Regions from separate parts of the Homo sapiens genome. Here region 1 is linked to region 2. Evidence: read pairs that join two places in POLR2A ChIA-PET (ENCODE). Cell type or tissue: Panc1. All regions are shown on one strand. Links, peaks and the distances in the headings refer to the core of each region. The heading gives the core; the rest is flanking DNA.

The links. Peaks named below come from ENCODE experiments on the same cell type or tissue, not always from the same donor. Only the 100,000 strongest peaks of a DNase experiment are listed, where the experiment ranks them.
Region 1: POLR2A ChIA-PET joins it to region 2 with 12 read pairs; 3 of 35 experiments call an interaction of 5 or more read pairs at or near these places.

The regions. Positions count from the first base shown.
Region 1 is chr2:199,437,007-199,449,545 of GRCh38, reverse strand. All of the region lies in intron 2 of SATB2 (SATB homeobox 2), which reads left to right. Among named protein-coding and RNA genes, the nearest start is that of SATB2, 15 kb to the left of the region's middle. In Panc1, for the core only: no CTCF peak of the experiment used is centred there; no DNase peak of the experiment used is centred there; H3K27ac peaks cover 3,837 bases.
Region 2 is chr2:199,360,867-199,373,405 of GRCh38, reverse strand. SATB2 (SATB homeobox 2) reads left to right here. Exons shown (of 11, transcript NM_001172509.2): 6 at 4,699-4,801. Among named protein-coding and RNA genes, the nearest start is that of SATB2, 91 kb to the left of the region's middle. In Panc1, for the core only: no CTCF peak of the experiment used is centred there; a DNase peak (open chromatin) is centred at 6,799.

The DNA.
Region 1 (12,539 bases), core at 1,504-9,503, 77 kb before region 2:
GCAATTAACCAAACATTATTTTTCTTCTTTTATGTAGAAACAAGCCCTGTAAGCATAACATGCTACAGTGTTTTTGTAAAAATGTTCCATGGTGGAGTTTTCAAAATTATGGAACTCTAGCTATATATATTTGTTTCAATTAACAGAATTATTTTGCTTTTTAGTAGCAAGTGATTTAAGAATTGTGGTAAAATCAGTATAATTAAGTGGCACTGAAAGGCTACATCAGAAATTGCATTCTACAACTTCTGTATCTTTGCTGCTCAATTAAAAAGTTTTACTTATTTCAGATTTTTAAAAAACTAGATAAAAAGACATAATATGGAACAAGTGTGCTTTAGATATATAATTATGACAATAGAGTTTATGGCATGCATTTTTTTTCCCCTTTTTAATTGATGTCCTTTAACTTAAACAAGTGGATGTTATGGTTATTAGTTTGACAAATGCCTAAAATGCAGATAAAAGCATGAATAGAAATTTTAAGAATTTGAAACTTGCAATAAAGTTATCAGCAAACTATGTCAGTTTTATAGTAAGCATATTCTTTATTAATGATTATGACACATAGGACAGGAAAACCTTCTGGGGAAATATATTTCAATTTTAGTTGCTCCTGGTACTGTTACTCACTAATAGTGTGTGGGCAGATTCAGTTCTGCTCTTACCTAGTAGCCGTATCATTGGAATGGAGTTCTATCGTAGTACAGTTGGTTATTAAACTGTAAAATAACAAAAAAGATCAAAAAATTAAGGGGAGGCACTGCAAGCTACTATTTATCAAAAGGGATCCATTTCAAACCAGGGTAACTGGTGCCCACTGATGGTTGCACAGTTACTGAAATGTGCACAGCAGCTCAGTGTCTTTCTTTTGTTTATTTGACTGAAGACTTACACAGATATTTATGTATATAATATATAAAATAAGAGACTCTAGTTAGAGCAAATGTTTTCCAAAGTGCTAAGATCTGACAGAGGTGATTTGCAGGGGTTTGTCGTAGAAACAGCGTGAATTTCATCACGTTAACCACATATATCTTTTTCTTTCTTTAAAAAATACTTTTTACTTGTTTTTGCATTTGGCTGGAAAGCAAGTGTATCAGTTCTTTCATAACTGATTGTGATTGATTTTTTTTTTAACACAAGAAAATATTTTCTTTGCAAAGAGAGCAAATTTGATTGGATGCCATGCCCAAGACTCCTGGGAAAGGACCAAAGGACCAAAGGCATAAAGTAAAAATAACTGTATTTTTAGATTTCCCAATTATGTCCTATATTAAAATTGAGTACTTTTATTGCATTTGTTTCAATTATTATTACATATAAGGAAAGGCAAAATTGATATATTTAATAGCTTACTGACGATGCATTCATATCAAAACACTTGAAATAGCAATAGCATTTTTGAAATATTATTTTTTGGGGGTTAACAGAACAAGAACTTTCTTTTGTCATAATCCAAAGATGCTAACAGAGCAGCATGATAAATGTCTCTTTAAGTGTCGTAGTAAAAGAAAATGACTTGTCTTCTGAGGCAGTGGAGAGTTTATGTTGTTTTGGACCCATTTCCCAAGCAGTGATCGAAAACAGATTACAATAACAATTATACAGTCAGAAGATGCAATATCCATTTCTGCTTTAATTGAGTGAAAGAATAATAAAAACATCATTAAGAAAAATGAGGTGGACCTGTCACACAATGTACAAATTTTTAGTCTTGGAGAAGATGCAGAAAAACTGAAGTGCTTTTCGCATACTTTGTTGTGTTTATTAGCTAAAATCTGTTTTAGGGAGAGACCATTTGGCTCTCATTCTTCCCTGGGAAGTTCAAAGAGGAGCCCATGGAAAGTGGTTGCCCAGGAGACATTACAAATGACCATTGACTTTGTCTTCATACACAGTTTGACCAGGAAAATCCCATTTTCTTAAATTCTACCTGAGGTGGAACTACTCTCTCCCCCTCCTTTTTTTTTGTCTCTGTAAATGGAAGTCAGAAGTAATGAATGTTCCTCTTGTTACAAAGCCCAGCCAAGTAAGGGTTAGATGGGGTTCCTAGGCCTGCTGTTCTTCCTCTTCCCAAAGTCCAAACTAGGCTGAAGGGGAGAGAGTTGAGGCTGAATAATGAGCACCCTCATTTCTTCTCAGCACACACCGGGGTAACCTGAGTTGCTCTGTGGGCACATCACCTGAGGTGTACTCACCTGACTGTCACCTGAAATGCAGAGGCTCTTGCTTCGACCTGCAATCCTCTGAATTATGAAATCGATGTCCTTAACATTGCTGAGACTCTGGCTCTCATTCCACAGAGCTATGCTTTCAGCAACTCCGAATGAACCGCCAGGCAGCAGGGGCTGCCTGGGGCTCGTTTTGCCTCACTCTGGGCTGTATTTGTTACTCTATTAATAGAAACTGTGAGCTCCTGAAGAAACCTAGGTGGTGACGGTGGAGTTCACCCGGGAACCTTGACTTAGGGTGGGGATACCTGAGGTGGGGATAACTCGGGTTACCCCCATGTGTGGTGGGGATACTAAAACTGCAGATAATGTCGGCCATCAGAGTAGTCAGAGCTCCAGGTTTTACTCAGTTGACAGACTTAGGGGGGAATATTTCTTTCATCTGTCGCTGAGTTTCTTGGATTTAATATTTAAAAACCTTCCTGAGGTGACAAAATGAAAGAAACAAGATAGGCAGTACATCCTCCTGGTGGAGGTCTCATAATTTCAGAACTCTCCCGAGCATTTATCATCCCTTTTAGAGTGGGATGTATATCAAACAGCCCCAAAAAAGCTTTTTTAAAAAAGTTATTTAATCCATAGAGCCTAGTTAATAGTGCCTTCATTAAAATGCTTTTGTCAGCAAAGGGTTTTCAGTTTTAACATTTGCGTAACCTAACAGTGTTGATGAAGGCCATGAGCTTTAAGGGTCTATTAGTGGTTCCGTTTCTTCTGGACTTTATAATTTAAACCTAAACATTAATTCTGGGTGGAACTTGGCATAATGTCTTTTTGCCTTGGAAGGAATTTTTGTTGTACAATTAAAAGAAAGTGTTTTGGTTTTTTTTTCATACGATCACCTTCTCCATGTCCCTCTTCCCCAAGTAAACAGCAATTAAATAGTCAAGGTTTTAAAAGGGTTTCTTTAGTTTAAAAAAAGGAGTAGTTATTTTAGGTGAATTTAACAATTTTCCATTAGTTCACATTGCAAAATAGTGCTTTGGTATTAACAAGGAAGTTCTGTGAGGCTGATAATGTAGTGAAAATATTTTTCTTTTCTGTCCCTCTCCCCTGTATACAAGAAAACCCTGTGGTAAAATTTTTTAATAAAACCATTTTGCATGACAGTTGAAACTTATAAATCAGTTGCTATTCTTCTTTATTAGAAGCTGAGAGACAAACATGTTTTAAGTTTTTTGTCACCTGTAATTGTAACATTGACTAGAAAGGAAGAAATTGGAATCTTAATATTAAGTCATTACGTGACTGAATTTTTCAGTATTGTTTATTTTGGAAAATAAACTGTGATCCTTAATATGATCTTTTTGATGTATTAATACTATGTTAAAGTTGAGTTATTATAGGAATCTAATTACATGTTAAGTGGGAAATTAGAAAGCACTAAAGAAACCTTGCAATGATAAATTGTCTTCATCCGAAAACCAGAAGGTATTCAGAGTGAAGGTGCCTGTCAGGAGAGAAGCATTCCTAGAGTCTCCATTCAGACATCTCCATTCAGATGTTGCCCTTTAGATTTGGGAAATGTGGTATTAGAACACCCCAAACCCTTTAGTATCGACGGAGTATAAGAAGAGCAAATTGTTCCCTGAATAGGAAGTTATTACACCTTTAATAACCAGGTAAAGTCACTTTACAAGGGTAAATAAGGTGATCCTGACTTTTTTCCTTCTCAAATGAATCTCTAGGTAATATGCAGCAAAACTACCTCTATTTACAGCCTCTTTCATATGGCAAGTTTGAGCCTTAAGCACGTTTTTACAGCTAACTTATAAACTCCCCCAAAACTGGGGCTTACCATTGAAAGTCTGCCAACACTGTTACAAATGGTCATTAGTTCCCAAGAAACTTTGAGGAGGAAAAGAACTGTATGAAAATGCCGTGACTTTAGTAAGAACCATTTTGTTTCATGTGTATTTTTTGCTGCCATGGCAGAACTGGGGACTGACCTGCATGTTCAGGATTGATACTGAACATTCTCCTGTGGAAATGTATAGGATTCCAATTAGCGCAGGGTCAGAGCATAAATGTACCTCTTTTTTCACACTGTTCCAGGTGGTTAGTGGGAAACAAGCTGCAAAGTAATTCCCTTGGCCCCCCAATAAAAAGATTTATAGCAAAATAATTCTCAGCTCCATAACGGGACTGTTGTAGGTTTGTGTTTGATATTTGTAGGACTGAAATACAGTCCATGTACCCAAACTAAGCATTTATTGTAAACAAGTTAACTGCCAAGAGCTTATATTCTGTCAAACATAATTATATTGAAGATTGATGTATAGCTTGAAAGTGAGTTTGTGGGAGACAGTTCTTTTTAACCAAGGCAGGCTTCTGAGATGCAGCTCTCTTCTTCCTTTGCTAGAATGACTCAGTAAAGCCATCTTTCTCGCCGCCAGCCTCTCATATATAGAATAAACACAGGCTTGCTCTTTGAAAACATAGCTGTTTGTCGATCCTATTTGTGTTAACAAAATAAATGAACTTATAGAAACTGTCATGTATAGTTTCTTCTATCATCTCCATCTAGATGTAGCGTGATGGTGCCAAGATAAAATAGTAGCTCTTACCTCTTGGGTGATACTCGAGTTCACCCACAAACTTTAAACGTATACTATTAAGTTAACCCCAGATGAAATTCTTTCCTCCTTCAATATGGAGTTTGAAATAATGTTTGACTTGTGTTTCTGTTATTTTGTATTGGGCTTGTCAGAATAGAACTGTTTTGAAACTGGCTTTCTAGGGGGAGGGGGACAACACCAATACCTTTATTTTGTGGCTCAGAAATTATTAATATTTTATCCTTAAATAATTTATGAACCAAGGACTCTAGGGAAAATGAAATCTTTTTGAGATTAAGGTGTTAATACTTGGAATTACTCCCAATTTAAAATGCTGCAGTAGTCTTCCAGGGTTTTTGCTTTGAGGAAGGTAGACTCTTACATTTTATTTAGGGTAAAAGATTTCTCACTTTTTTGTCCAGGAGACAAATCACTTTAGGCTTTGATAACACTTCTCAAAGGCAGTAAAAAGTGGAATAACTCTTTCATTGGCTGGGTGATAGCCTTTGGATAAACATATTCAGGATGAACATAAGGTTTCCAAGAGATTTATATGCAGAGACTTAAATAGTCTCTTTCATTTTTAAAATATTTATTTTAATATTTTATTTTGGAAATTATATAAATTATAAAGAGGATGTATTAGAACCATAAAGTGAAAAAAATGCTAGTTTTCTCTGTTCTGTTTTTCTGATTAATTTCTATAAATTACACAGGCACTACATATATACTTAAAATATTTTGTCTGGGAAGTATTCCATCAGACCCTGGTTTCCCTGGTCTGTAGGCTGGGTTTTATTAACTTGATCTGAGTCACAATAATAATATCCTATGTATTGCAAACCAGAGATCTCAGTCAGATCCCCTAAGGGGACTGGAGAATACACACTATGATTTTGACTTTCTTGCTCTTTCTCCCTCTTGCTTTTTTTTCTCTTTCTCCTTTCAGCGTTAGCCCTTTCACCAGCTTGGTTGTTATTGAGTCTTGATGGATGCATTTGTTGAATATAAGAATGAGAGTGGCTTTTAATGGCTGAGAAATGGTGGTGGTAGTTGCCTGTCTGCTTAAGCTCGGCTTTGTGAAATCTGCATTCATTGCACAGTGTTGCTTTCTACACATCTATTAAGTATCCGTAAATGTTTTGCTGTTTGAACTCTAAACATAGACAGTAGGATTTTCTTTTTGTGAGGGAGAAAGCCTTTTTTTTTTTTTTTTTGCTATAACTTTACTTTTCAGTTTTTATTTGATAAAAATCTCTCCATTCTAGTATGATTTCCTTTGAGGCTCTGCACCAGTGTTTGATCTCAATTTTTAATAATTTTTGTGAGTTAAACTCCCCAAAGAAAACATGCTTGTGCTATGAAATATTCCCACTAGAAATCTGGGTAGTCTTGTCTTATTGAGAGCTGAGCACTTGATTCCTTTATTAATTCCTTTCAAGAGGACCTCAGTACTGTTAACCTTTCCTTAACACTACACTGGAGAAATTAATCAAGCTGTTTTTTTTTAATTGTTTGAATTAGATAAAATAACATTTAGGCAGAGCTCAAAACCTGAAGTAAATGTTAGTATAAGGACAATTTTCATTGACTCCTTTTTTGATGCATGGGACTCTGAGTTGCAAATAGCTTTTCCAGAGAGGATGATGAGAATAAGGTGGGGAGGTGAATCGATCTCTGCTTAAATACTATTTTCGACAGAGTGAGACTCTGTCTCAAAAAAAAAAAAAAAAAATTCTCAGAAACCTCCAGAATGAAATTTTACTTAACAAAGGACAGAAACCCTAGCATTCATAAATTATGGTAGAGTCATTTTTAACATGTGGTCGAGTCTCAGGACTTATACATATATGCATTTTTAACCTATCGTAAAAAGAACCTGAAGAATTTAGGCTTGAACTAAGGATACTTCAACAATATGCCATACCCTTGAACTTTTCTGTTATATTCAAACTTGTATATCCTGTTTTTTTCCTTTCTATTTTTAAAAGTTATTTAATTATTTATTTTAGAGATGGATCTGGCTCTGTAACTCTGGCTGGAGTGCAGTGGTGAGATCATTGCTCACTGTAGCCTCGAACTCCTAAGCTCAACTGATCCTTCCACTTCAGCCTTCCAAGTAGCTGGGTTTAACAGGCTCTGGCCACTGTGCCCGGCTCTTTTGTCCTTATAACATTTTTTGTTGTTGTTTTTTAAATTCTAGGATCATTAAACATTTTGTCTTTCTGTAGTTACTAAATTTAGAAAAGATACTGTAGTCTTTCAGTGCAGGACATGGGTAGGACTGCCGACAAGACCCCCGTGGCTCTAGGGTGTATACAGAGCATGGTGCAGCATGCCACTTTGTTACGCACCCATCCATGCGATGCCCGTGGTGATACCCTGACAAGTTCTGTCAATAGTGGTCACGCACAGCGCTGTGATCTGGCCAACATCCCCTGGACAACATGGAGCAAGCTCCTGAATCCACTTATGTGGATCATTTCCTAGAAAGCTTTCCTTGTTTGCTGATGCTGAGTGCAGTGCAATGGGGCCAGAGTGATATGGACAAGTTTGACAGCTAGGCAGACACTGCCTATTAATGGTGGTGATTAATATCTAACTGGAATTGGCATTTTGTTAGATTAACCAACATTTATTTTGGGCCTACTATATAGGTCAGGCTCAGGGTTGGGAGGGGCATGAGGCAGCTAAGTCCAGCCCATGTTTGAGGAGGAAAACGGTGGGCCTCTCCTCTACACCCACTAGAGCCTTGGCATTCCTGACATCAGAGAATTTAGTTCCGTAGGTCAGGCTTGCTGTGGCAGAGTTCCCAGGTGTGGCTCAGGCTTCTTTTGTTTAGATAAGCTGCCACAAATTGCCTCCTATGTGCCCATGAAATACTGTTTTGCAAACTGCCTGGCCAATTTGATCTTGCCACTAAATTTCTATAACCGAAGGATGTTTAGAGACCTGGAGTTTCTCCTTCAGCCTTCGGACCTGACTTCAGGTTGAATTGTGATTGCTTTGCCTGGAGTCAGGCCTGGAATCAGAGATGTGGAAGGCCAGAACTCATCTCCCTTCCCTACCACTTTAGGCCCAGTTTGATCCTTCGGGGTGGTCAGTGAGCGAGGACTAGCGTCCACTCTCCCATCCTCATCCCTGCCTATTTTTGTTCTTATTGTCCAAAGTTAAGATTGGCCTCAGGGGTTGCAAAGTAGTATCTGGTTTTACTAGAGAGAATTCTGAGAATAAGCTATTTCTTGATATCATTCTCAACCCCATTGCCCCCACAAATAGTGGGAGAGCCATCAAGGAGTTTATTATCAAATAAATCAATATTAAATGTTATTGAATATTATTTCATAATAAATAATAAAATTGAGAAATAATATTCAATATATTGTAAAGTACACATTCTCTGAAAAATTCACTTGTTTTTCTAGTTGGTTTTTTCTTAACTCTTATTCAATATTTCTTAACTCTTAATTTCTTACTCTTATTCAATATTATTGAATATTATTTATTATTTAGTTGGAGGTCTAATCCTGAGTTGCACCTGGGTCATGGGTAAATATGAAATTGAATTATTGTATGTATGGCTCAGTTTGTACCTAAGAGTAATTATGATGGCTGGGCAAGGTGGCTCACACCTATAATCCCAGCGCTTTGGGAGGTCGAGGCAGGCGGATCACCTGAGGTTGGGAGTTCAAGACCAGCCTGACCAACATGGAGAAACCCTGTCTCTACAAAAATACAAAATTAGCCGGGCACGGTGGCACATGCCTATAATCCCAGCTACTTGGGAGGCTGAGGCAGGAGAATCGCTTGAACCTGAGGTGGAGGTTGCAGTGAGTCGAGATTGCACCATTGCACTCCAGCCTGGGCAATAAGAGTGAAATTCCATCTAAAAAAAAAAAAAAAAGTAATTATGATGCAGAGTTTGCCTTCCTCATAACTGGAAAATTGACTGATCTCTACCTGTAAACCACTTAGAACTTGCTGCTGTCCCACCTCTGTCTTGGCTTCTGCTTCCTCTACGATAAGAGTTAAGAAAAAGCCAACTAGAAAAACAAGTGAATTAATGTTTCAGGGAATGTGTAGTTTACAAGCAAAGGACAGGGAGGAGCGTTGAAAACTGGAGCAGCTGGGGGAGCCTAGAGGGCCTCTGGTCCACCTGTGGACCTGTGGGTGGCTCCCTTTGCATCCAAATGATTGCTCTGCTCTCTCCTTTAAAATTGGTGAAATTTTTTTTCTACTGTTTCTTATTATACTACCTGAAATTTCTTCCATGAGAAATTTATTTGAAATAAAATATATATTATACTGTGAAGACCTAGCTGAGGAGATTAAGGAGAACACTAAACCATTCAAACAGTGTAGCAAGCATCTTTTTATCTATTAATCTGTGGAATTTTTGAGATCAGCCCCTGGGGGGAGTAGGAGGCTGGAGTGGAATGTAGAGCCTGTGGCTGCCTTAGCCCAGGGGGCTGGGTGCCTAGTAGAGGACAGCAGGGCCACAAAGAGGAGATTAGGAAGGACACACTGCATCCCTTTTAGAAATTTTTCCTGAGACCCCAACAGGGAGGTGAGAAACACCCTATTCTTTCTTTCTATTTATGGTTGCAATTTTAGGCACTCAGGCTTTTCTTCATTATTATTATTATTATTTGAGGCAGAGTCTCTTTCTGTTGCCCAGGCTGGGGTGCAGTGGCATGGTCTCGGCTCACTGCAACCTCTGTCTCCTGGGTTCAAGCCATTCTCCTGCCCTCAGCCTCCCAAGTAGCTGGGATTACAGGCGCCTGCCACCATGTCCGGCTAGTTTTTGTATTTTTAGTAGATACGGGGGTCTCACCATGTTGGTCAGGCTGGTCTCGAACTCCTGACCTCAGGTGATCCGCCTGCCTTGGCCTCCCAAATTGCTGAGATTACAGGTGTGAGCCACTGCGCCCAGCCTCTATTATTTTAGGATGGAAAGAAGGGGCTAGTGGTTAATGTTGGCAAGTTACTTCTCTTCTTGTCTGTGACTCAGTATGTATGTGTATGATTGTGTCAGTGTGAGAGAGAGAGAGACAGAGAGAGATAATGAGAATATGAGGTTATAGAACAAGTAAATCGTTGTTTTGATTTTCTGGTAAATTTACAATAAGAAAAAATAGTAGCCATCCCTCACTTTTTCTCTCTGTCCTCTTGAAGACTGTTATTCACTCAGTTTATGTGGTAAAGTTTGTTTCAGTATTTCAAACAGATTGTTCTTTGGTACTTCAGGTTCAGTTTTATACGAAGAAAAGATATGCAAGGCTTTGCCCTACAGTCTTTATAATCTCCAGTTAGCCCTCGGACCTTCTCAGGTGATAGAACTAGATAAGCTGCAGGCTCCAGGGAAGGGAGTGGGCCCTGTCTGCTGCCTTCCTTCAAGAGACAGATGGGCTTCAGGAGCTCTTTGAAAGAGGGGAGGCGAAAGCCTGGCCTCCTCTCATCTCAAACTGGCTCCTGTCATTCAGGAGTGCTGGTGGACCAAGGAGACAAAGGAGCTAGGGAGGAGGCTGGAGACAGTGCTGATTTACACTAGAGTATGACCATTCATGTGAGCCTTTGTTTCTTTCTTTGTCTGTGAATAACGGAAGGGCAGGAGCCCTCTTAGTTTCCCCCTCCATGCCTAGCATGGTGCCAGACACCTGGTAGGCAGACAAAAGGTGAATTCACTTACAAGTAGTACAGGTCACCCATTGGACATAGCAAGTGGTAAAGGGTCCTTTTTATTAAGAGGCCAAGCCCTTAGATTTCAATGGATGTGGATTCTGGAGTGTTGTTTTCAACTCTCAGGAAAGCAGCCTGCTTGGGATTTAGAGCTGGATAACCTGAACTATTCTGCCCTTGCCTTGCTGTGTTTTTTGGGGCATGTTACTTCTCCCATAGTTTCAGTTTCCTAATTTATTAACTGAAAATAATGCTAACCCTGTCACAGAGTAAATGTGAGAAGATAAAGGTGTGTATGTTAGACTACATGATGATCTAGGAAGTGCAGTGCAAAGCAGGGGTTTATTTCATGTCCCAACTTTGGCGCAAGCCCATTGAATCCTGTCACCTAGACGCCCTGCTGCAGCTGCACCATCTTTCGTCTTTCATTGTTGGGTTAAACATTCAGAGCCTTCCAGAATACGCATTCCTCAGGTCACTTTCATAGCCAGTGTTGTGACATTTCCTGAAGTCTATTCTTTAAAATGAAGGCAAGGGGGAAAGAGCTGTTCCCTAATAAAAGAAGTTGGATTAATATAGTTAGTAATAAAACAGCAGCCTGCAATTGCAGAGAAGGTAACACGTTGGATTTTGGAATTTAACCAAGAGTGCTTCTGTCTTCAGGACTCCTAAGAGCTGGAACACAGAGGAAAGACAGCTAAAGGGCTCACGACAGTCACACTATTGGCCTAGTATCAGTTTGTGATAAATGTATCCTGTGTGAGAAAAAATTATATATTGTTATTAGGCAGATTCATTAGAACAGTGCTCTCTGATACTAATACAAGCCACATGTATAATTTTAAATTTTCTAGTAGCTACACTAAAAGTTAAACAGGTGAAGTTAATTTTAATAATATATTTTATTTAACTCAATATATTCAAGATATTCTACACACAATTACTTTTAAAAAATAATTTTATTTTATTTGTTTTTGTTATTAAGTCATTAAAATCTAGTATGTATACTTACGACACATCTCAATTTGAGACTAGCTATGTTTCAAGTACTCAATTGCTACATGAAGTTAGAGGCTACTGTGATGGACAGGTAGTTTTACTGTGCTTTTAAGCACTTTCACCTTTTTTGCCATGGGGCATGTTAAACACTTTAAGCCAGTTGTCATTTGCATAATAGGCCATTCAATAATTATTAGTATCATCTTTATTCTGAAGAAATGCCTTTTAGTATCGTGAACATTGATTATAGGCCTTGAAAAAAATTACTGGTTAATTTTTTTCCTCTGTAAAATGGTATTAATACCGATTTTGAAAAAAAGGAAAACAAATAGATTCCATTGTTTGAGAGCTATCTGTCAGACAACTTAAATATGTAAAATTGTTTAATCTTCACAACAGATCTATGATGTAGATATTGTTTGCATTTTGGCTAGGAGGAATTGGAGCTTCAGAGAGGTAAGATGAACTACTCAAGGTCACACACAGGTAAAAAGGGACAGTGCCAGGACTTGACCCTGACCTGGTGCTGTTCATCACCACATCTAACCATTTTCCCACATGTCTCAGTTCTCACAGCTGTTGCTGTGAACAGTGGCAGTTACAATGGTTAACGCTTTATAAATTATACACACTTCTTTAGAAATAATGTCAGAATGAAAATGACAGTTTCAGTATCATCACTAATGACAGTTGGAAAAATGCATTTTTCTAGTGTAGAGAGGGTACCAGGCTTGTTTTGCCTCTTTGACAACAGAATTCATCATTTATCCCAATTACCAGAACAACTCTTCATTTTTAGCAAATGGCTGAGGCCGAGCGCCTGTCCTCTAGATTAAAGTACCTGCTTACCTCCTGTGATTGTAAAAGGCTTAGTAAGGCTTATGATCAGAAGGTTCAAAGTTCTCTACTAGATCATCTGAAAATGGGTCTGTGCTACAATAAAAGAAAAATAATATTGGAAGCTCAAGATATAGGGCTAGAGCAAGATTTTCTTTTTTCTTCACCATTTCTAAATTTTGTTGAAAATGGATTTCAGTTTTACATTTTTATTCTTTTATTGGAACTTTTAAAT
Region 2 (12,539 bases), core at 2,764-10,763:
CTGCCAAATGACATTAAATGAATTTTTTTCATGACAAAGTAATTCCTCAGAATCAGTTTTTTTCCCATTACCTAATTGAAGTATCATTATATTCTCATGTTTAATATGTTATTTAGCATATCACCAAGCAGATTGAAAAGGCCGAAAATGAGCAAAGAATGCACATATCACTCACTCATTGCCTGTCTTTGCTCTCTCCCTCATGAAGACATAGAAGAGGAGGCTAGGGGATGCCCCTCCTCTTCCCTCAGACAGGGGATTCTCACTGACAGAATATGTAATTCTTCACATTGCTTTAAAAATGTTCTTCTTCATAACAAGTGTATTATGTGTTTTCAGCTTAGCTACTCTTAGTACCACACTGCTGTTCAAACAAATAAATCCCACCAAGCCAAGCAGATTGTAGTGAAGGATATCCAGTTATTTTATCTTTTGTTTTATTTTGGGAAAAGGGGATGCTCAGATCTCTGTTTTTCTAAGTGTATCTTACAAATCATTTTAACCTGTGTTTATTATTTTGCTTTTTCCTATTAAGTTTTAAATTCCCTTTAGGTTCCGTAGTTTTCTTGGATTCTAAACTTCTTAGTTAACTTGTATAAGGGGCCTGAGATCACAGCTTCATGTTTTCCTTTTTTTGCTGTTGTTACCTTGTTTTTTGTTTTGTCTAAAGTATTGGTTGCAGCATCAGCTGTTGAGCTTGGGGTCGCTGATGGAGGTGGTGGTGAATGTTTCCTTCCATTCATTCGTTAGTCTCCCTTCTTAAGAGATCCATGAAATACTGGTCCACTAACAGAGTGTCTTCATGGTGCCTCCCAGTGCTATTTGACTTTGGGAAAGATGCTTTTTATTCTGAGTTTCTGGGGCCTCAGTTTGAAAATGGAACCATGCTTATAATCATATGTGACATCTATTCTCTGGGCTAGTTGAAAAACAAACAAGTGAGTTAAAAAGTTGTTTCAGGAACCTAAAAGAAAATCTATTTTTAGATAGATCAATCTAGCTATCATAAGTATTAAATACCAATATTATAAAATTTATTCTCTTGCAGTTTGGCTTAGAGCAAATTCAAGTCTGCTAGTAAACTTTGGAATAAGTAAAGAAAATTCTAATACAGTTTGATTTCTGAAATACCTTATTTAAAAAAAATTCCAGATATTAATGGCCAACTAAATGTCAAATTGACTACAAATAAGGACACCTATACTTTATCTCCCATCCAAAAACCTTTATACTTAAAATTTCATAATTAACTACAATGAAGTCAGAAATTTTCAAGTTTCTGTAGTTGGAAAGACATTTTAACCATTTTAATTTATCTTAGAATATAATATTATTCATAAATTAGCTTTGTCTGTGGCCACTGTTTATGTGGTGGTGTTTGTGGCTGTGTCTCGGTATCTGAGTGGGGACTGCCGCAGTTGCCCATTATACGTGTACCCTCATCCTTTCTTTTTCACAGCCCACCACCATGCAAAGCGATACATGCTTAGTAAATGCAAAATCATTTTAATATTAGCCTTAGTAAATCATAGTTCCTCGGTTTAAGTGTTAAAAATAGCAATACACATATTTTCTGGGTTATTTGTATTAGTATTGCTTTGTATAAACAGAGATACTCGAGTTGGTTGCATTCTGGATTGAAAAAGTTGACTCAGCTCTTATTCCTTTATCAAAAAGATATGGATCCTAACAGTCCAACTGTGCGGTTGCTTTAGAATGACTGGAAAACATAAAAGAGCAACATAAACTGCAAAATTATATGTATTTTAAAAAGCAAAAAATTGAATTAGATCTTTTTTGGCAGGGTGGTAGGTGGGAAAGACATTAATTATTACTCATCCCATTCTGCATCAACTGTATCTTATCAGGTTTAAGATGCTATTGATTGTAAGATGGATCTCTATTTCAGTGATGTTGAAGTATAAAAAGTGGTTGAAATACGGTAAATATAGATTCTCGGTGTCCCAGGACCTTTAGAGAACATTGTTTTCTGTAGAGTAATAGCACATGCTGGGTTCATGTTAGCCCCTTTCAACTTTATGTATCATTAATTAAGTGTTGATGTTCTAGATATTTAATGGACACTAACATCAAGATGACCTTGTGGTATGTGTCCAGAGCATTCTAGTGAAGCCTAGTGATTTAGCTTCAGATTATGAGAATTTAACAGTCTAATGTAGGGTTAGAAAATATTCATGAAACTGGAATAATCAGATATAACATGGCCTTTCTTTTAAAATATTCCCAAGATATTTTTATGTCTTCTGATTTTAAAGTCTTCTGAGGATGGACTATAACAATTCTTATCAGTAAAAACTATTTTGGGTATTAGTTCTATATAAAGACCTGCAGGGAGTTGATATGAATAAAATGTGTCATAAACTCAAACAGACTTTTCTGGTGATTAAAGATTCTCATCTAGGAAATTTGTTTGCTACTTTTTTTTTTTTTTTTTTTTTGCTCAGTTCATAGTTGAAACCTGTTTATGTTTTTGTTATGTGATCAGTAGAGGTAACAACTTATTTATGATTATCTGGGACAGAAAACAAATCTAATTGAGTCAGGGTAGCCAACATCTCCTTTACAAATGAGTTATATGAAATATAGGACCTGCCGACGGAGCCAGTAGGAGCCCAGATATTCATTTCCTTGCCACTCTGCCTTGTGCAGGGTCAATTGAAGATATAGCAGGAGCAAGGACAAAGAGAGGGTAGAGAGTGAGGGGAATTTGGATTATCTGGGGCCAAAATGATGCAGTCGTCTGGGCTTGTGGCCTCGTATTATGGGCCAGGAAGAATTGAGGAACAGTGCCAGGCAGTAATTAGACACTGTTCGTTTTAGTTAACTTTCTAGACCATTTGGCAATACAGAGTTTAACTCTGACTCCTGCCATGGCTGTGTATCCTGTGCCTTTCCAGAGGATAAATTCATACAAATAAGATAGAGAGATGACAAGTACGTTTGTGGTTATTCACATATACCAGTATGACTGATGCATCTATTATTAAGCTACTTTCATGTTAAAAAAATTTATTACTATGACATTTCAGTTTGGCACTTTTAAATCTCATCTCTGTCCCTTTTCCTGTGTTAAATTTCAGTGACTCAGATATCCCACATCAGAACTATGTGAGACACGAGATAGAAAAAAAAAAAAATGAAACAGACATAGTCACTGTCCTCAAGGGTCTCACAGTCTAGGAACAGAGTGAATCTCAGCCAGAGCGGGAGCTAGCTCAGCTAGTTAGGGAACAGCCGTACTTGGTCGTTAATAGCGCAAAGCAGAAGACTGTCTCCAGGAGATTAGGATTCCAGTGGTCATCCTATAAGGCAGGAGACAAGGCCTCATAGGTTCTGTGATACACTCCGATGATATTAGCTCTTTGAGTTCCCAGTGCTGTGTTCAGACCTTGGGATGAAAAGAGTTATCCTTACTATCTTCCCTCAGAGAAAAGAATTGTCATGTTTAGATCAGCAACTGGGGAGGGCTAACCATCTGCGAAAGAGGTTTCTGTGAATTGAATTAAGAAACCCCTCCCCTACCAGTACTGCATAGTGATTAAAAAAGAGGAGTCTGTTGTTTTAAATGGGAGTTTATGAAGGTCTGTCTGCTGGCATTTTAACCTCCTGTTAAATAACTTGATTTATTGTTACTCTTTTTATCTCTATTACTTTGTAGAAATGTCGTTAGAAGTTCTAAGATTTCTCTGAACTGTTCTATGTCTGGGGCTAACTTTTTTTGAGAAAGATGAGATTTCAAGGCAAGATATAAAACCTTACACAGGTCATTTGGATCTCTTGAGTTGTTTATGCACAGGACAAAATAAAAAATAAGAAATAAAATCTATGTATAAAACATACACAGTCATTTCAGGTATACATTAACATCTGCCACAAATGTTGGCCCAAACATACTGTATTAACTGCATCTCTGTAGGAAGTTCAATTCAAGGTGTGTAATTATAATTTTAACTTTTCAGTGCTATGTCAGGCTATGCTCCACTTCTCTTTTAACCCCAATGATTAATACACACAAATCAGCTGAGCAGTTGGGCTGAGGAGGATGAGAGCAAGGAAGAATCATGCACCTAAGCACTCAGAAAGTTTGAGCTTTGGTTCATTTTTTATTGAAACACAGTACAAGTATTGTGTTTAGTTTCCCCTGCTCTAAAATAGCACTGTTAATTTTTTCATTTGGTGAATTTTCACACAAGTTCTAATCACACGTTTCTATAAATTATATTAATTTAACTTATTTCCCTAAATGTTGTTCTGCAGTGTGTAGCACGGATGTTCTCAGATTCTTGGCTGTGTAAGCTTGTTGCAGTTGGAAGCGGAACAGAAACATCTGAAAGGCATTATTTGGATTACGGATGCTGGAGCATCTGATCTCACCTTTTGCTCTGGTTCCTAAATCACAACTGTTCTTCCTCTTTGCATTTAATCTGCATGTTCTGTCCCCTCCATTGTTGACATTGCCCCAGGGTTGGCTTTTTGGAGAAAGCACTATCATTGTATAAATTAAAGGGATGGTAAATTCAGGTAATCGTGTTTGATGTTAATAGTTCAGTTTACAGGAGAGTGACTGTTTTAAGTTTAAAAGAAAAAAGAGGTTAGTGCAGGTTATAAAGTGCTCTTTCTTGTCCCTAAAAAGAAGTAGTCATATTTTGAAAAAATAACTATAATTTTTTTTTTCAGAGTATGATTTCATCCATTGTAAATAGCACATATTATGCCAATGTGTCAGCAACCAAGTGCCAGGAGTTTGGGAGATGGTATAAAAAGTACAAGAAGATTAAAGGTAAACTGACTTTTTTGTTTGTAAAGCCTGTTTTCAGTTTCTGAGGTTCATGAGTTGTTGGTTGTTTGGAATTTATGCTCATTTTAGATACAATTTACGTAATTTTTTTACAAAGGTGAGATCTTTAATATTCCTGTCATGAGATCCTAGTTGGCTCCCTTAAAACTAAGAAGATATTTGAAGTAAAAGTAAAATTAGTAGCACCATATGTTAAGTTTATAGTTTTCATAAGTGATACCTGCAAAGACCAAAATCCTTTAGAATGGAAACTTAAAAGCTGTCATTCTAGGTTAAATCAGCACTTATAGTTTGGGTACTGATTAACAGATACTGTTGGGGTATCAGGATGTCTTTGGTCAGAAATGGAGTTTGATGTTGTGTTCCTGTGTCGACGATTCCAGAGCAGTGGTGAAAACACGGGCTCTGCATTCAGGCAGACTTGGGTTCAAATCTTTAGCTTCTACATTCTAGCTGTGGGAGCTTAAGCAAATTATTTAACTTCACCAAGACTCAATTTCCTCATCTGAAAATGGGAAATCATCAAAGTACTTAGGTCACTGGGTAGATGCGAGGACTAAATAAGACAATACTGGCACAAAGTAACCTCTTGACAAATAATAGTATACTACTACTAATAATTAATAGTAGTAGTCATACTAGCAGTAATATATTACATGTAGAATTATGTTTGGGCCTGAAAATAAAGTTCCTTTGTGTAGTAAATAGCATGCTATTTAGATCACCTAGACTTTTAAACATGTCAGGACCATTTCAAATATGTCAGTGGTGGAAAAATTCTTTTGTTTTCACTCCATTCAGATAAATGTTACCTACCAGGGTCCCTGAGGGGATTTGGGGAATTTCTTGTAACATTGGTTTTGATGGTCCTTCCAGTCCATGTTTTGCATAAGTATGACATATTTATCACACTTTATAATATGTATTCATAGCCTTGCTTACTCTGCCCCCATCGGAGGGGCAAATGACAATTTATGGTGGGTAAGTAAAAGTAAAGGATGAATTTGTTTCTTTTACTACTTGCAGATTTTCTCAGGGGAGACAGGATGTCAAAGTAGTGCTTGTTGGCTATTGAGTGTTTGGGAGATTTTTGACAAGGTTGTCTTTTGAAGAAATGAAGTTTACAAACATTGGCAGCACATTTCTGATCACAAAGGAATGAGAGTGTTTTATGCTAAATATATGTTTTATAAGGCAAGCCAAAATATTGAGCTACCCAGGAGAAATTAAGTACACTGAAAATTGAATTAAGATCCATTTCTTTTCAACAGACTCTAAAATTCTTAGGACCCGTTAGATCCTGGTTTGGGCAAATGCTTTCGCATATTAATATTCACCCTTGTGCAATATAAGATGAATAACCCCTTCTCATTATAAGACATCGATGTGTGGCTCAGAAGGTTTCTTTTCTGTAAGTGTTGCCTCCAGGTTTTTCTTTTAAAATAGGATTGTTAAAGTACTTTGACATATCCTCTTCGGCTGAAAATCAAAAGAATCATGCAGCTTCAAGGTCATTTGTTAGATCCCATTTACTTGCTGTTATAAGAGAAAGTAAGAGAGTGTCCTCTTTTAATAGGCTGGAGTGTAATTCCAGATTCAGAAAGATTGGAAACTCTTCACTCTAGTGTTTTCAGAATTGCCACTACAGAATGTGTGTGTGTGTTTGTGTGTGTGTGTGTGTGTGCATTCGCACATTAACACTCATATCTTCTACTTTTCTTTTTTCTTTCCTGGAGCTTTAATTCTTCAAGCTGTATCTTTTTTTTTTTTTTTTAAAGATAGTAAATGCACAATTAAATCTTTAAGTGCTGTAAAAGCAGACTGAGACCTTGATTTCATTCAGTTGGTCAAGGATCCACACCTGAAGAGGCTGTCAGACACTGTGTACACATACTATTCAAAGAGATGGAGCTAGTCATTGCTGTTGAAAAGTGTGTGTGTGTCTGTGTGTGTGTCAGTAGGAGGAGAAAAGGGAAGGTTAAGGTATGTGTGAAGTAAACACAAGCTGCCATAAAACAGTTCAAGTGGTGTTGATTCATCAACCAAGGGAGTGGGAGGAAAAACAAAGAATTCATGACAGGTATAATGGTGTACAGAAAATAAACACCCAGAGAAGTGCGTTTTATTAACTTTCGACCCTCAGAAAAAGGGAAGTGTTGGACTGAAGCAGGCATATTTTATTTGGTAGAAGCCTTTTTCTATGAATAGATGTTGCTGTGGGAGTTTCTACCTAGTAGGACTCATTTCTCATGGGAAAGTAATGATTTGATTTGTAAGAGTTGTGTCCCTGCTTTCAAAATGAAAAAAAGGCAATGAATTCCAAATTTGGAAACCAGTAGTAGTGAAACCAGAATTCTACCATAGGGCTTTTTCTGAGACCCCAGAAGTCAGAGTTCCATGTCCCTCTCAGCCTCCCTACCTTCCATTTCTGCCTCAAAGTTACCAATTTACATGCACTTCTATGCACTATTCAGCTTAGAAGAAAATCTTAAGTCAACTTACTGAGGTCCCAAACTAAATGCAGGCTACATTGTTAAATATGTTTCCTATTATCTGCTAATGTCTGTTTTAATAAAACAGTGGGAACTAAGTGGTTGCTTCTTAATCAAAAACATGATTTCCTAAACATAAGCTATGTGATTCTGTTACAAATTGCCACATATAGATCTCCTAGGTCAAAATTTTTTTCTCTTCTCATAGAAATAAATAAACGGTAAAATAATGATATACTCTGAAAGATCAAAGTAAATATGACTAAAACCTGGCAAAAATAAAAGTCTACTGGAAGGACAAAAAAAAGATCAGATTGCAAATTCTATAGTCAATGCTGAAATAAATATGAGAAAAATGAACAATCAATAATTTGATATCATTAAAAACAGATGTAAAAACTACATACAAATGGAATTGTCTAAATTTTGAAGTAAACATTTTAATGTGCATTTTTTGAATTTGTTGTTATTTCAGCTAAACTATTTACACTTATTCTTTAGAAAGTCCTAAATTGGTTTGGCTTAGCATGTTAACTTTATTTTCCCCAGTGATCACAGCAAAGCACATTCTGTTTACCTTTTTTCTTTAATTTCAAAGACAATCATGGTTGACACAGACATATTTGAGTTAACATGAGCATTACTTCAGAATAGATAGGGAGACAGTGTGTATACTCTGGTTTCAAGGTCTAAGACCATGAATCTGTTTCCCAGGAATATTTGACATTGAAGAAAATGGAGTGGGTAGGTAGGGTAGGGTGGTAGGTTGGTTTAGACAGCATTTTTTTTTTAATTGCTGATCATCACATACCATAATTGCTTCTGGACCAGATTTTACAATGTAGAGCTCATAAGCTCCGAAGTATAAGAAAAAAAAAAGTACATTTTATCTAAAAGCAAAGAAAAAAGACCAATATTAATAGTTGTTTAATGTTAGGAGTTTTAGTATTGTACATGAGATTCCATAGACACCTAGAAACATTCATGCTATTCCAAAATTATTTTTAAGGTCTTGGGATTATGAGGGATTTACCCAAGTAGTTTTTTCCTAAGTTCTACACATTTTAGTAAAATTTTAATTTTTTACACAACTTTTTTTGTCTGAACTCTTGATGTGAACTTTCCCCATCATTTTTATGAAATGAAGTGGCAATCATATATGTAGTAGCACTATCAGTTTTACTCTCATGGCAATCTACTTTTGGGGGGATATAATAAAAATAAGAAAACGCCTTAATAAAGAATCTTTTATATATTTTAAATGTGTCCTAATTAATAAGTTACAAGAAAATAATTTTATATCTAAAGTGTTTGTCATCTGGTACCAAAAGCAAAATAAGCAGTCATCTTTGGTGAGGTCAATCCCAATTATTTAATATGCCTCAAGAATTGAAGGGTCATTGAAAGTTTACACAAATACAGGTGGTTATTATAAAATTATTTGTGTTATAAAATAATACCATTAGAATGAGTGGACCTAACCAAACCCTGTATTTTGGCCAGAGTGCAAAATTATCCCCATCACTTTTCTTTTCTCAGTCATTGCCCAAGAACCGTCTGATTGTTAGTTGTCTTAATTTTATTTGTTTATTTGAACTTCTTTTGCCAGATATTAAAAAGCTGGGAGAAAAGAGGATTTTAAAAACCAGTGTTACTTCCCCAAGCCTGGTTTATTCTACTAATCAGTATTTTATCTGACCCTGTCTGATCTAGTCTTGCAAGATCAAACGTCCAGGCCAGCAGGCAGACAGTAAACAAAGCCCATGAAGGGTTTCGGTAAACACAAAGATTAGATGTTGAATGAAAATTAAACTCCTTGAACTAGTCCTCTGTACTAAAGTGGTTAAGTGGGTTGTGATTAAAAGAAATAAGTAATTATGATCATTATAGCTGAAATGATACAATGTTACCACATTTAAAGCACCTCTTGTACTCAAAAATGATTGTGTCATTTACAAAGTGGTGCCTTGGAGTTGAATAGAGAAATCAATGTCCCCTGACCTGGTTCCATAAGGCAGCCCTTGCTTAGCCATGGTGGTATCAGTGGTCAGGACAATGCCTTTAATCAACTCCTGGTCCTTCTGCCTCTGCTGTTGTTTAACTCTGATGAGGTAAAAGTAACTTACTTTTGTCTACCTAATTTTTCTGTCATGAGAGAAATTTGCTTTCAGCTTCAGATCTAAATGAAGTGTTCTGTAAGGAAGTTTGTCTGCCTTCTGCCTATGTTGTAAGTTTGTCTGCCCTCTGCCTATGTTGTATCTTGTTGAAAGTAATGGCAGGATAAAATCCTTTGAATATTGTATACATATTTACTTACGTATTTTATACTGACAAATTATAGCTGTTTACAGGGTACAAAGTGATGGTATGGTTTTTAATACAACGTGAAATGATTAAATCAAGTGAATTAACCTATTCATCACCTCAAATATTTGACATTTTTTGTGATGAGAACATCTGAGACTTACTCTGTGATATTAAAATGCACAGTACTCAATTATTAGCTATATTCACCATGCTGTACAATAGATCTCAAAAAAAACCACTTGTTTCGCCTCACTGAGACTTTGTACCCTTTGATTATCATCTCACTGCTCCCACCTCCCAGCCTCTGTTAAACACCATTCTACTCTCTACTTCTATGAATTCAATTGTTTTAAATTCCACATATAAGTGAGAACGTGCAGCATTTGTCTTTCTGTGTTTGACTTGTTTCACTTAGCACAACGTTCTCCAGTTCTACTCATGTCGTCACAAATATCGGATTCATAGAAATAGAAACATCATTTCTACTGTCAGCCACCTTTTATCTCACCAGTTTTTCAACATATAGGAGAGCCTTGTGTGTTTTCATTGTGATAGTCACTGATAGTATGCATAGATCACCTATGCTTGCTTGGCCCTCCAATGGAAAGCTTATTGGTAGTTTAAGTGGAAAAATGGTGCGTGGGGAATGTCTTGAGCACTCAGCTTAGACATGGACTAATTCCTTGCATGGATCTTAAGAAGCTCATTCCAGCTGTACTGTAACTGCTTTGTTGGGCTGAATATACTTATTCATAAATGTTTAAAGATATAAAAATGTTTGTTAATAATATAGTTTGTAGATTAAAAGAAATGAGCTTGCAATCTACTCATATTTGTACTATTTCTGATGTTATTTTAAATAGACATTAAGAAAGGATGCAAAGGGAAAAATGATCTATTTCCTTACGCCCCTCCCTGCTTCTCTTGCATCTATTCATCCATCCAGCCTCATGTATACCTACTCTTTGGAAGAAGCATAAGACATAGTTCCTGCTTTCCAAAAGCCTACAATCTGTATGAAATGCTTACTTTATAATATAACACATATCTTGTCATTCAAAAACAAATTCTAGCTTCTATTTTATATATAATACCTGGCAGGATTCTAAGGGCTGGGAATACAGTGGAGAGCATTACCTTTTTCTTCCTCACAAGATAATTGTAGTCATAATTAAGTAAATAATTTTAACTAAATGTTTAGTGAGCACTTCTGCTACAGGCCATAATTAATGCTAGAAGCAGTGAGAAATGTCCATACACACGTAAGATATACTTCCTACCTCTGGTTGTGTTGTCCTTAACCTGGCAGGGGAAGCAGCTGTATAAATGGATCTGGTAAATATATAGTAGTGATATAAACTAGTGTAATGGTGGCATAGAGGAAAGTCCGGAAACTCTTCTTGCTAGATTTGACGTGGGGTGGGGGGTGGGCGGTTAGGGAGAGACAGCGCATGAATTATACCTTAAGGACAAGTGGAGTTACTGCAGCAAGGAGGAAAAGAGAAGGAGGAATGTTTTGGGCAACCGCATGATCATCAGTACAGATGCAGAGGTACGAAAGAGCATTGCATGTTTAGAAAATTACAAGTGGCTATCCAGAATGTCTAGAATGGCAGTACATTTATCCTGATACTATAATATAACAGGTGCTCAGAATGGCTAAGCTTTTGATCAGTGAAAAGGCAAAGGTAGAACTAGCTGGATATAGGGAGGGTAGTGACACCAAATGTTGATAGAAATGGTTGGGACCTGGCTGGGCGCGGTGGCTCACGCCTGTAATCCTAGCACTTTGGGAGGCCGAGGCGGGTGGATCACAAGGTCAGGAGGTTGAGAGCATCCTGGCTAACATGATGAAACCCCATCTTTACTAAAAACACAAAAAGTTAGCTGTAATCCCAGCTACTTGGGAGGCTGAGGCAGGAGAATCGCTTGAACCCAGGAAGTGGAGGTCGAAGTGAGCTGAGATTGCGCCACTGCACTCCAGTCTTGAGTGACAGAGTGACTCTGTCTCACATAAAAAAAAAAAAAAAGAAATGGTTGGGACCTGGCTGGGCGATCATATTTGTTGTAACAATGAAAAATAAGGCTGAGAAGGTAGAGAACACACCTTAGGGGTCTTTGAAAGCCCAGTTGACGTATTTTGAGAATCCTTGAAGGTTTTTCAGCAAGAGAGTGACATATTGAAAATGAGGTTTTACGAATGATTCCCCTAGACACCATCTGAAGCTGTATGAGGGTGTGAGTGGGTGTATGGCAGGAAGGGAGGTGGGTGGGAGGGGGAAGGCTGGTGTGTACACCTGGTGGAAGTAGGCAAAGTCGAACCTATTGCAGTAATTGACGGAAATGGAATGGTGAGGGAAGTGAGGCCCTGGCTTTGAGTGGCACAAGTGAGAAAGACAGGAAGCCACCAATGCAAGAGGTTCAAGCAGAGGAGAGCCATGAGACTTGGTGAGAGTAAGTAGGGGTATGAGAATGAGAAAGAGACATGCAAGCAGAATCCAGGTTTTGAGCTTAAGTGACTCTTGATGGTTGTGACAGAAATAAGACAATACCAATGGAGACGAAATTGCTGATACCTCAGTGAGAATTTTGACAACTAGGTAGAAATGTCCATTAGGCTGTTTGACATGTGAAACCAGCCGACTAAAGGACAGGATGGAGAATAAATTTTTGAGCACTTTTTTGGATGACAATTGAAATGGTACCAAATGAACATTCCTTAAAGAGGAGAGCAAGAGCGGGAGAGGGCTGGAAGCTTTGAGAGGAAAAGGGCCAGGAGTTAAGAAGATGCAGCTAGAGAGAGTGAGGTGTCACTGAAGCCAAGGGAAGATGAGTTACCAGGGGGAAGTGTTATCAAGGGTGCAGTGGAGGGGCAGGGGAGAGGAGAGGGAATTGGAGGCTCTTGGCTTTGGCAGAAAGGA